Linked DNA regions of Homo sapiens: region 2 is linked to region 1. Evidence: chromatin loops called from intact Hi-C (ENCODE). Cell type or tissue: dorsolateral prefrontal cortex. All regions are shown on one strand.

Region 1 (5,000 bases):
TAGTTTGGATGTTTATCACCTCCAAATCTCATGTTGAAATGTGATCCTCAGTGTTTCAGGTAGGGCCTGATGGGAGGTGTTTGGGTCAAGGGAGCGGATCCCTCATGAATGGCTTAGTGCCATCCCCGTGGTAATGAGTGACTTCTTGCTCCGAGTTCACATGAGAGCTAGTTGTTTAAAGAAGCTGGCACCTGCCCTTTCTCTCTCCCGCTCCTGTTCTTGCCATGTGACTTGCCTGTTCTCCCTTTGCCTTCTGCCGTGATTGGAAGCTTCCTGAGGCCCTCACCAGAAATAGATGCAGGCGCTATGCTTTGTATATAGTCTGCAAAGCTATGAGCCAAAATAAACCTCTTTTCTTTATAAATTACCCATTCTCAGGTATTCCTTTATAGCAGTGTGAATGGACTAACACAGAGCTACACCTCTCAGCTTCCCTTGCAGACATTGCTAGTACTCTGCATTAGAATGTGAGTAGAAAAAACGTGGTGTATGTATATGTGTTTGCAAAAAATGGCCACAAGTTTTTCCCCTGCCTACATCGGTTACTTTCACCAAGACTGTGTAGCTCCTCCCATTAAGAGGAGGCATCTATGTCCACTTCCTGAATCTGGGCCGGTCTTGTCGTTTGTTTTGACCAATGTAATGGTATGAGCATGACACAAGCAGAGACCTGAAAAGTACTTGAGCACTGGGGCTCCCCCTGCCACTCTGGGAGCCTGTCTGCCCTGTTGTGAACAAACCCGGGCTAGCCTGTTGGAGGATGAGAGCCCATGTGGAGAGAGGCCCCATCATCTGAGCTATCCTATGCTAGCAGGTAAGGCCACCCTATAGTAGCCAGCCCAGCTGATCCAACAGCTGTACTTATGGCTGCAGAGGCATGAGCACCGTAGCCCAAACCAGAACAGCCCAGCTGTGTCAGGCCAGCTTGCCTACTTGCATTTTAAGCCACTACATGTGAGGATTACTTGTTACACAGCAATGCTGACTGATACAGTGTGCTACTTCTTGGAGAAACTTTTTAAGAACCACGTATTTCTTCACTGTGTTCTCTTTTTACTGTCCTATAGTCATTCCTGAAATAACCCATAGTTCCCAGCCAGTGGGACATCTCATTTTGCAACCAGGCAACAGTGCCAAAATACACTCATCCAGGCTCCTCTTTGGCAAGCGCTGGGGACTGAAAATCAGTGCCCTGGCCTCAAGGAGCTCACCTGCCAGCAAAGACAGACACATGTAAACAACACAATCAAATTACTACTTATTTTTATTACTAATAGATACATTGATTTCAGGTGCTGATCAGTGCAATGAAAATACAGCTGGAAGCTTGTTATGCCTTAAGGAAGTGAGCTTTTGGGAATCAGTTCACGGAGCCACTCCACGCTTTCTTTTTACATTGAAGGAAGAGAGGCCCACACAGAAGTCCCAAAACAGCAGCTCGTGTTTTGCACGGAATCCCATGAATTTCTGTCAGATCATGTCTCATAGAGCATTACTAAAACCAGGACAGAAAGACGCAGAACACTTCCGGGAGTCAGGCAGAGCAGACTGGGATTAGGATTCAGATGTGAACAGAAAGCAGCTGCAAGCTGATGTGGCTCAGCTCAATGCCCAGGTGGGCAGTGGGGGCAGGTGTTGGTGGGGAAGTGAGTTAGAGATGGCCCAGCTCAGCACTGCTGTGTTCTGCAGAGAGTTCAGAGTCCCCTCCCGTGCTTGTCAGAGAGCAGAAGCTTGCTGTCTCCCTGCGGGATTGTGGGATTTGGAGAACAGCCACCCCCATGAATCTCAGGTACAGGATGGTTTAAGAAGCACTGAGGCCAGACACAGTGGCTCTTGCCTGTAATCCTAGCGCTTTGGGAGGCTGAGGTGCAAGGATTGATTTAGCCCAGGGTTTCAAAACCAGCCTGGGCAACATAGTGAGACCCCCCATCAGTACAGAAAATAAAAAATTAGCCAGGCATGGTGGCACACGTCTGTAGTCCCCATTTCAGGAGGCTGAGCGATACAAAAAGTAGAAAATTAGCCAGGCGTGGCAGCACAGGCCTGTAGCCCCAGCTGCTTGGGAGGCTGAAGAGGGAGGATTGCTTGAGCTCAGGAGATCCAGGCTGCAGTGAGCTCTGATCACACCACCGCACTCCAGCCTGGGTGACAGAGTGAGACCCTGACTCCAAAAAAAAAAAAAAAAAAAAAAAGAGAAAAACCACTGAAACAGATAGACGAACAGTCTCTTAGCCTCTCAGCAAGAGGAAGCCAGGGAGTACAAACTTCTTAATCCTAAGGAAAAGAAAATGCTACTTAAACTAAATATCAAGAAGAGACAAATTCCCCTGTGCTTAAGAACACGACTTGGAAATGTTCTCTTTTTACCCAGCGTCATAAACAGAATGTGGGCTGGTGATGTGGCCATGTAGATCAGCCTCTCAAAGAATGAATTGTTTTCTTTCTCTTTTTTTTCCTTGTTTTTCACTTCTAAAATACTATGTTTCCTCTTTTGGTTAAATGACAGACTTGCTTTTAAGAAGAGCAGTCAAGGATGTAAAAATAGTGATTTCAAAGAAAGCTGGGAGAGAATCATCATTTACGTGTTTTTGTTTTTTCAATTTGGGAATAAACTCCCAGTGTGGGTGGGGAGTGTCTGGAGCCTGAGAGGGAACCTGGGTGTCTTCGGGAGCCAGTGCAGGGGCTGGTACTTTATTTTATGGGGACCTGTGGCCTGAGATGCGTTTTAGAGGTAACAGTGCCCCCTTCTGGTGCAAATGAATAAAGAGTTGAGGTTTCTGTAAGTATAATTTAGATATCCCCGTGGCAGAGTGGAGCTTTTAAACTCATTGTCTCTGGGGCAGAAATTATGCCTTGGCTGTTCCTCCCTCCAACCCCAGGGAGCCCCCCTGGGTCTCCTTTGAGGCATGCTCCTCTCTGAGGCATATGTGACCACACACACACACACACACACACGCGCGCGCACGCACGCAGCTCAGGGACCTGCAGAATTGCCAGAGATCATTGCAGTGAGTCAGGATTCCTCTGTCTTGACTTGGATCTTCATTCTTCAGCTTGAGCATATCCATGAGATTTTTTTTTAATCTGCAGAAAGCCAGAGTGCTCTGTGGAATCAAGCTGCCTGTGAAAGTGTTTCTTTTCTTTTCTTTTGCCTAAAACAAATTCCAACTAGCTGTCTTGTTTTAGGTAAGTTCCAACTAGCTGACTTCCATCTGGTCAGCTAGTTGTACAGTCATATGTGTACACATCCAGGGGCAGAAACATCTAGGATGTTGGTCCCTGGATGTGCGGGTCCCTGGATATATGTACACATGACCGTCTCTTTTGATGTATGTCAGGATGTGATCAGAATTAACACTTAAACCCCCACGGTCAGTACCACACCCCTTTCTCTGCCCCACTCCAGTCCCCTCAGGGGGTGCAGTTACACTTCCACTCCTGTCCTAGTGAATTCTCCTTGGCCTGGTGACCTGGGAGGGCCTCATTGGAGAACAAGAATATTGGACACTATCATGATCAACACTAGGGGAGAAGGGCCCAGACTCCAGAGCCAGTCAGCCTGGGTTCAAATCCTGTGCCTGAGGCCGGGCGCGGTGGGTCGTGCCTGTGATCCCAACCTTTTGGGAGGCCGAGGCCAGCGCAACACCTGAGGTCAGGAGTTCGAGATCAGCCTGGCCAACATGGTGAAACTCCATCTCTGCTAAAAATACAAAAATTAGCCAGGCATGGTGGCATGTGCCTTTATTCAGGAGGCTGAGGCATGAGAATTGCCTGAACCTGGGAGGCGGAGGTTGCAGTGAGCTGAGATGGTGTCACTGCACTCCAGCCTAGGCGACAGAGTGAGAGTGTCTCAAAACAAAAACAAATCCTGTGTCTGCCATTTGCTGGCGTGTGACCTTGGGCTGTTGATTTAACCTGTTTGGGATTCAATTTTCTCACATAGGGATGATGATCACAATATGTAATTCCTGGGATTTGTGTGACACACAGATGAGTTCCTCTATGCCACGTATTTAGAGCAGCGCTCAGCATAAAGGACTTCATGCACATTAACCATTATTCTAGCTTCTTGGCTTAAGGTATGAAGTTGCCAGATCTTCTCAGCTGTATGATTTCCTCAAGTCAAATCCTGGTTCCCATTGCCTTGAGAAGAGAGGGTGCCTCAGATCCCAGAAAAATCTGTAGGAGTTGGAGTGATCTAACGACAGCAAGGAGAGTGAATTTGGGGCATCACCCAGTTCTCCTTATAATCTTCAGGCCAGTCCTGCTCACTGCTGTCTGACTTTGTAGCCTGATTTTTCCAGATGAAGCTGCTCTTGTTGACCCAGGTCTCCCCCTTCTTCTTTAAGGTATATTGTATCTGTGGGATACAGACATAGTGCAGGACTGAGGCCATGCATTCTCCTTCCTAAGAGCTTCTTACTCCGGGTCTGTGGGTAGATTCCAGGGATTCTCAGACTCTCTCAGAAGTTGTATACAAAATTCTCTGGGCGGCCCGGCACAGTGGCTCACGCCTGTAATCCCAGCACTGTGGGAGGCTGAGGCAGGCGGATCACAAGTCAGGAGTTCGAGACCATCCTGGCCCATATGGTGAAACCCCATCTCTACTAAAAATACAAAATTAGCCGGGCGGGTGCTAATATTTGCTAATATTGGTGGCAGGTGCCTGTATTCCCAGCTATTCGGGAGGCTGAGGCAGGAGAATCGCGCTTGAACCCAGTGAGCCAAGATTGCACCACTGCACTCCAGCCTGGGCAACAGAGCGAGACTGTCTCAAAAAAAGAATTCTTTGTGCATTATATGTATGTTTTTGTAGCTCTACTCCACCGAGTTCAGCCCTTTTTATTGGACAACTTTCCTAGAGGTTAGAGTGCGTCTTTAGTACTTGTTGGGTGATGATGGGACAGAGAGGGGTGTGGAGGGGTTGAGGGATATAAGTTTGTAGCCACTTTCCAATTTTTCATCCTATCGTAGCTTCTCTTAGTAATCCAGAGTTAGCT
Region 2 (5,000 bases), 60 kb before region 1:
CACCCAGACTGGAGTGCAATGGCACAATCTCGGCTCACTGCAACCTCTGCCTCCTGGGTTCAAGCAATTCTCCTGCCTCAGCTTCCTGAGTAGCTGGGATTACAGGCACGTGCCACCACCCCCGGCTAATTTTTGTATTTTTAGTAGAGATGGGGTTTCACCATGTTGGTCAGGCTGGTCTTGAGCTCTTGACCTCGTGATCTGCCCACCTCAGCCTCCCAAAGTGCTGGGATTACAGATTTGAGCCACCGTGCCCAGTCAGATTCTCTCTGTCTTCTAACTGAAGCATGGAAAACAAGCCAGGTCAACAAAATAACTTTATTTATTTCTAAACAAAGTTACTTTGGATAGGAAACTTGGAAACATTTCAAGTTTTCATCCCTGGTTGTACCATTTCACCAAGCTGATTTTAGGAAAAGGTGCACAAAGGTATCAAAATGTGAATTTTCTTGCTGAGAACAGTACGTGATGCTTCACAGTCTCTTAATTCCATCTGTTTCCCATGATAAAGTTCCAGCATTAGGTACTGGTGTTAGAAGGCCCTCCACATTATGACAGTGATTTTCCTGAAGGTCAGAAGGGGCAAATTTTAACTCTCCCACTTACTAGCAGTGCAATTTGAGACAATGATGTTTCTAAGTCTTAGTTTCCTATGTGTAAAATAGAGGTATGAATCCCTTACTTGCTTAATTCACAAACTTATTTCAAGCATCCAATGAAATAATAGATGGAAAATTTCATTGAAAATGAGAAAATGCTGCACATGCATTCTTATTACTTTTGTCATCATCATCATCATTCCTATTATCATTTTTGAAAGATGGACGTCTTACAAACTGACCGGTTATGTATGCTTTTGTATACTCAACTCCCTTGGCTAAAAACTCATCTAACTAGAATATTTTCATTGGATTTAACCACTCAGCCAGGCTGAATTCAAGAACCCCAGTGGGTTTTAAATCTGCTCACTACTGGCTAAATAACATGTTTGAAGAGAAAATAGCAAGCAATGATCAACATCTTATTCAGAGGCATAATAGCACTGCTGAAACTCCCCTTTCTCATCCCCTGTTATTATTAATGTGCTGCTATTACTTATTGTACATTGTGTCCCAGAGTGTGTGTGTTGCCCTTACATTGTATATATACATAAGTCCCACCCTCCAAAACCAGCCGTTATAAAGGAGAGAAAATCACAACTGATGCCATGTGGTAAAGGACTAGCGTCTCGAGCTCACTCACTGTGATCAGGCCTTTATTCCACCTGTCACATAATGAAATATTTCTTCCTTCTTGATTCAGAATGAACCAGCAGCTCGATTCTGTAAGGTCCTCTGCTGGGTATTTTCCTGTACATCATCCCATTTTCAGGCTGACAGAGCAATAGGTGGCCTTGTGTCTGCTTTTTTTTTTTTCTTTTTTTGTGACAGTTTCATTCTTGTTGCCTAGGCTGGAGTGCAGTGGTGCGATCTCGACTCACCGCAACCTCCGCCACCTGGGTTCAAGCGATTCTCCTGCCTCAGCCTCCCAAGTAACTGGGATTACAGGCATGCACCACCATGCCTGGCTAATTTTGTATTTGTAGTAGAGATGGGATTTCTCCGTGTTGGTCAGGGTGGTCTCAAACTCCCGAGCTCAGGTGATCTGCCCCCCTTGGCCTCCCAAAGTGTTGGAATTACAGGCGTGAGCCACTGCGCCCGGCCGCCTTGTGTCTGCTTTACAGATGCAAAACCTGAAATTCAGAGAAGGGAATTGCCACACTCCAGCTTGTATTGAAGACAGTGCTCGTGCCATCATTCCATGTTGCTTCCAGATCAAGGACGCTTAAATATTCCCAGGGGATTAAAAAATATGTATACTATGTAGGAACTCAGCAATTCTGTGCAAACAGAAAATAAAGTTACAGAGCTGTGCTATTAAGTTGGGTCTTGATCTTCCGCAGTTAGAATTAATTGATTGGCTCACTTCCCAATTGTTGTGTACCTCAGGCTTGATTGCACCTAAGAATCACTTGGTACTGTTGGTAACACAAAACAACACCACCAAAACAATGCTAGGGGCCACTCTGGATGACACTTTAGCATGGCTTGTGTTCCAAACCCAAACAAGCAGCAATGCCAGGCCCTACCACTAGATGTCATAGTTTAGTTTTTCTGGGGTAGGCCCAGTAGTGCGCCCATGTAATTCCAAAGTGTGGCCAGCCCTGGGCTGGGGCTGCAGCAGGTCTTTATCAGTGTCCTGAAGGAGGACATCCAGGCTCCACTTGGCTCCTGCTCAGGACCCTCCGTAATGTACAAATGCTAACCGTTAGTTTTAGAAGGCTGAGACTTTCCCTGGCACACTGTATTAGTCCGTTTTCATGGTGCTGATAAAGATATACCCAAGACTGGACAATTTACAAAAGAAAGAGATTTAACTGGACTTAAAATTCCGCGTGGCTGGGGATGCCTCACAATCATGGTGGAAGGCAAGGAGGAGCAAGTCCCATCTTACATGGATGGCAGCAGGCAAAGAGAGAGCTTGTGCAGGGGAACTCCTCTTTTTAAAACCATCAGATCTCATGAGACTTACTCACTGTCACAAGAACAGCACGGGAAAGACTTGCCCCCATGATTCAATTACCTCCCACCAGGTCCCTCCCACAACACCTGGGAATTCAAGATGAGATTTGGGTGGGGACACAGCCAAACCATATCACACACTCTAAAGTACAGAAGTTAAAAATCCATTGTAACAATCTTCCTGGGTCTGGACATATGTTTCCAAGCTTCCCTTCCTGCTTTGTATTTTGGTGTTAACAGCTTTCTCAGTAGAGCGTTACTGGCCACTTGCAGTCCTTTAGAGATTGGAGAAACATTTGTTCTGAGAAGGTGTATGACTCTATTATAACTGCATTGGAATGTTTGTTTCTGCTAACAGTATGAGCTCAATCTAGTAGTCACCTTTGTCTTTCCTGATTTTACTTCCCATTTCTGAGTACAATTAATTTTGCTATGTTCTAAGAATGTTGGTAAGAATTTATATACAGATTTCACTGTGTAATAATCATGTGAGTATCATATTTGAATCCATTTCCAAAAACGATTAAGGTTTTTGGAAAGAGGCAAATCTGATTTTTAATCCCAGCTCCTATAATTCATTATAATTGGGTGATTTCCTTGATGTCTACATCACACACAGTAATAAAGGTTATTGGGTGAATTAAAAGATACTTGTAAATTGCTTTAGTATACTGTCTGTTACATAGTAAGCATTCAACAAATGCGATTGTTATTATAAACATAATAATATTTTCTCCCATTTAATGGTGATCTTCTAAGAAAGAGGAACATTTTTCATTTACTCCTCTTTCCTTAGTATCTAGTACAGAATTTGGCACACACAATGAGTGTTTAGATAAATGACTCACTTTCGGAATTAGGTGATTTTTTTAAAGGGGATTTAGAGCATTAGGAATTCCTTTGATCAGTAGCCAAATCCCCAAGTGGAAGTAAAGGCACAATGGAATTACCTTGTACCTTGTACCGTCTTCTATACTACTTTTTAAGGGTGACATTTTTCCCTTCTGCATTCTCATGTATGATAAATTCTAAATCTAGAAAGGTTAGACAGCCATCCTCACAATCTGGTTGCCTTGACAACCATCATATTAAACAGTAAAGGCCTGTTGTTGGCGGGGGGAGGTGAATGTCAATATTACCACGGTCTAAATCTTCTGAAGCAGGGCTTGAAGGTCAAGGTTAAAAGTATTCAAAATTGCAATAAGACCTTTGGTTAATGTTTGTTAGATGTATTACAAGAGCTGAGTGAAGCCATCATCTTTTCAGGGTGACCAGTGAAGAGATTCATTTTGGCTGTCAGCCAGAAGACATTTGGACTGCCATTGACAAGGTTTTCCTTTTACTACACCAAGAGACTTTTGCCTTCTATGTGTGGTGAAAGAAAACAGTTTTTAAACCAATCAGAAATTAATAAAGGGACAACTCTGGATCATCCTCCTCAACTGTCTTTGCCTGCTTGTAAGTTGCTGTCCGTGTGTTTAAACTCACCTGCAAGGTGTATCTCCGCAGCTAGTAACAGAGATTGTCACAGGCAAGGGTGTCACCTACAAAGTGCTAAAGAGCCCTCTGAAAATGAAAAGCAAAGTGCCTCATTAATGTAGAGCAGTGTGGGGCTTCTTTAATTGCAGCCTATGTGGCTGCCCTTTTTAGATGGCTCCATGGGAAGGCGGAGGTAAGAGTGGAAGAAGGTATGGTTGTGAGAGCGAGAGAAATTGCTCCCCAAATATCCAGATGAACTTGACAACAGAGAAGTGTGTTTTCTGATTCAGCTGCCTTCTGATTAAATTCAGAAAGGCAAGAAAGAACTGTTGGATTCAGCAGAGGCTAAGATCGGGGAGCAGGTTTTTGAGATGTGTATGCGTGTGCTTTTGCATACTTCTCTGTTTTGTGGCTATTTTAGTGTTGTAAGATCCTGGAGGGTGGTGTTTCTTAACCTCTTTTTAAATATTATCACTCCCCTCTCCTATGTGCCTTTTTATACTTTTTATTTCCCTGATTAAACCTCTAACATGAGATTTTAATACCAAACCATTGGAATATCTTATTTTTTTTTGATCCCCACAAGAACCAACTTTTGTGTCTGTTAAGAATGCATGCAGTAGAGTAAATTTATGGTAACAGAAACAAAATCTTTTTTTCCACTTGCGTTTAATAGCAGAGTGATTATCTCTCTTCTTAGCACTTTGAACAGGAATGAAATATAACTAAATACACCACGCATACATAGTCACCTATCTATATCTGTGGGTTCTGTATTCTTGGGTTCAACCCACCAAGACTTGACAGTATTCAGGGGAAAAGAATAGATGGGTTACACCTGAACTGAACATTTATGGATATTTATTTTCTTTTCAGTATGCTCTAAACAATACTGTATAACAGCCATTTACATAGTATTTACATTGCATTAGGTATTAATAAGCACTCTAGGGATGATTT

The links. Hi-C counts contacts between places; a loop is a spot of excess contacts. Peaks named below come from ENCODE experiments on the same cell type or tissue, not always from the same donor. Only the 100,000 strongest peaks of a DNase experiment are listed, where the experiment ranks them.
Region 2: a loop joins it to region 1, with 9 times the contacts of the local background. A loop is called at or near these places in 76 of 110 quality-filtered maps.

The regions. Positions count from the first base shown.
Region 1 is chr22:33,517,191-33,522,190 of GRCh38, reverse strand. The region is part of intron 6 of LARGE1 (LARGE xylosyl- and glucuronyltransferase 1); the gene reads left to right. Among named protein-coding and RNA genes, the nearest start is that of MIR4764, 83 kb to the right of the region's middle. In dorsolateral prefrontal cortex, CTCF peaks have their summits at 2,540 and 2,747 (motif pointing left); a DNase peak (open chromatin) is centred at 2,705; H3K4me3 peaks cover 418 bases; H3K27ac peaks cover 1,742 bases.
Region 2 is chr22:33,576,792-33,581,791 of GRCh38, reverse strand. All of the region lies in intron 5 of LARGE1 (LARGE xylosyl- and glucuronyltransferase 1), which reads left to right. All of the region lies in intron 1 of LOC105373007 (a long non-coding RNA gene), which reads right to left. Among named protein-coding and RNA genes, the nearest start is that of SNORA50B, 130 kb to the left of the region's middle. RefSeq lists a silencer at 2,061-2,130. In dorsolateral prefrontal cortex, CTCF peaks have their summits at 1,932 and 2,136 (motif pointing right); a DNase peak (open chromatin) is centred at 2,161.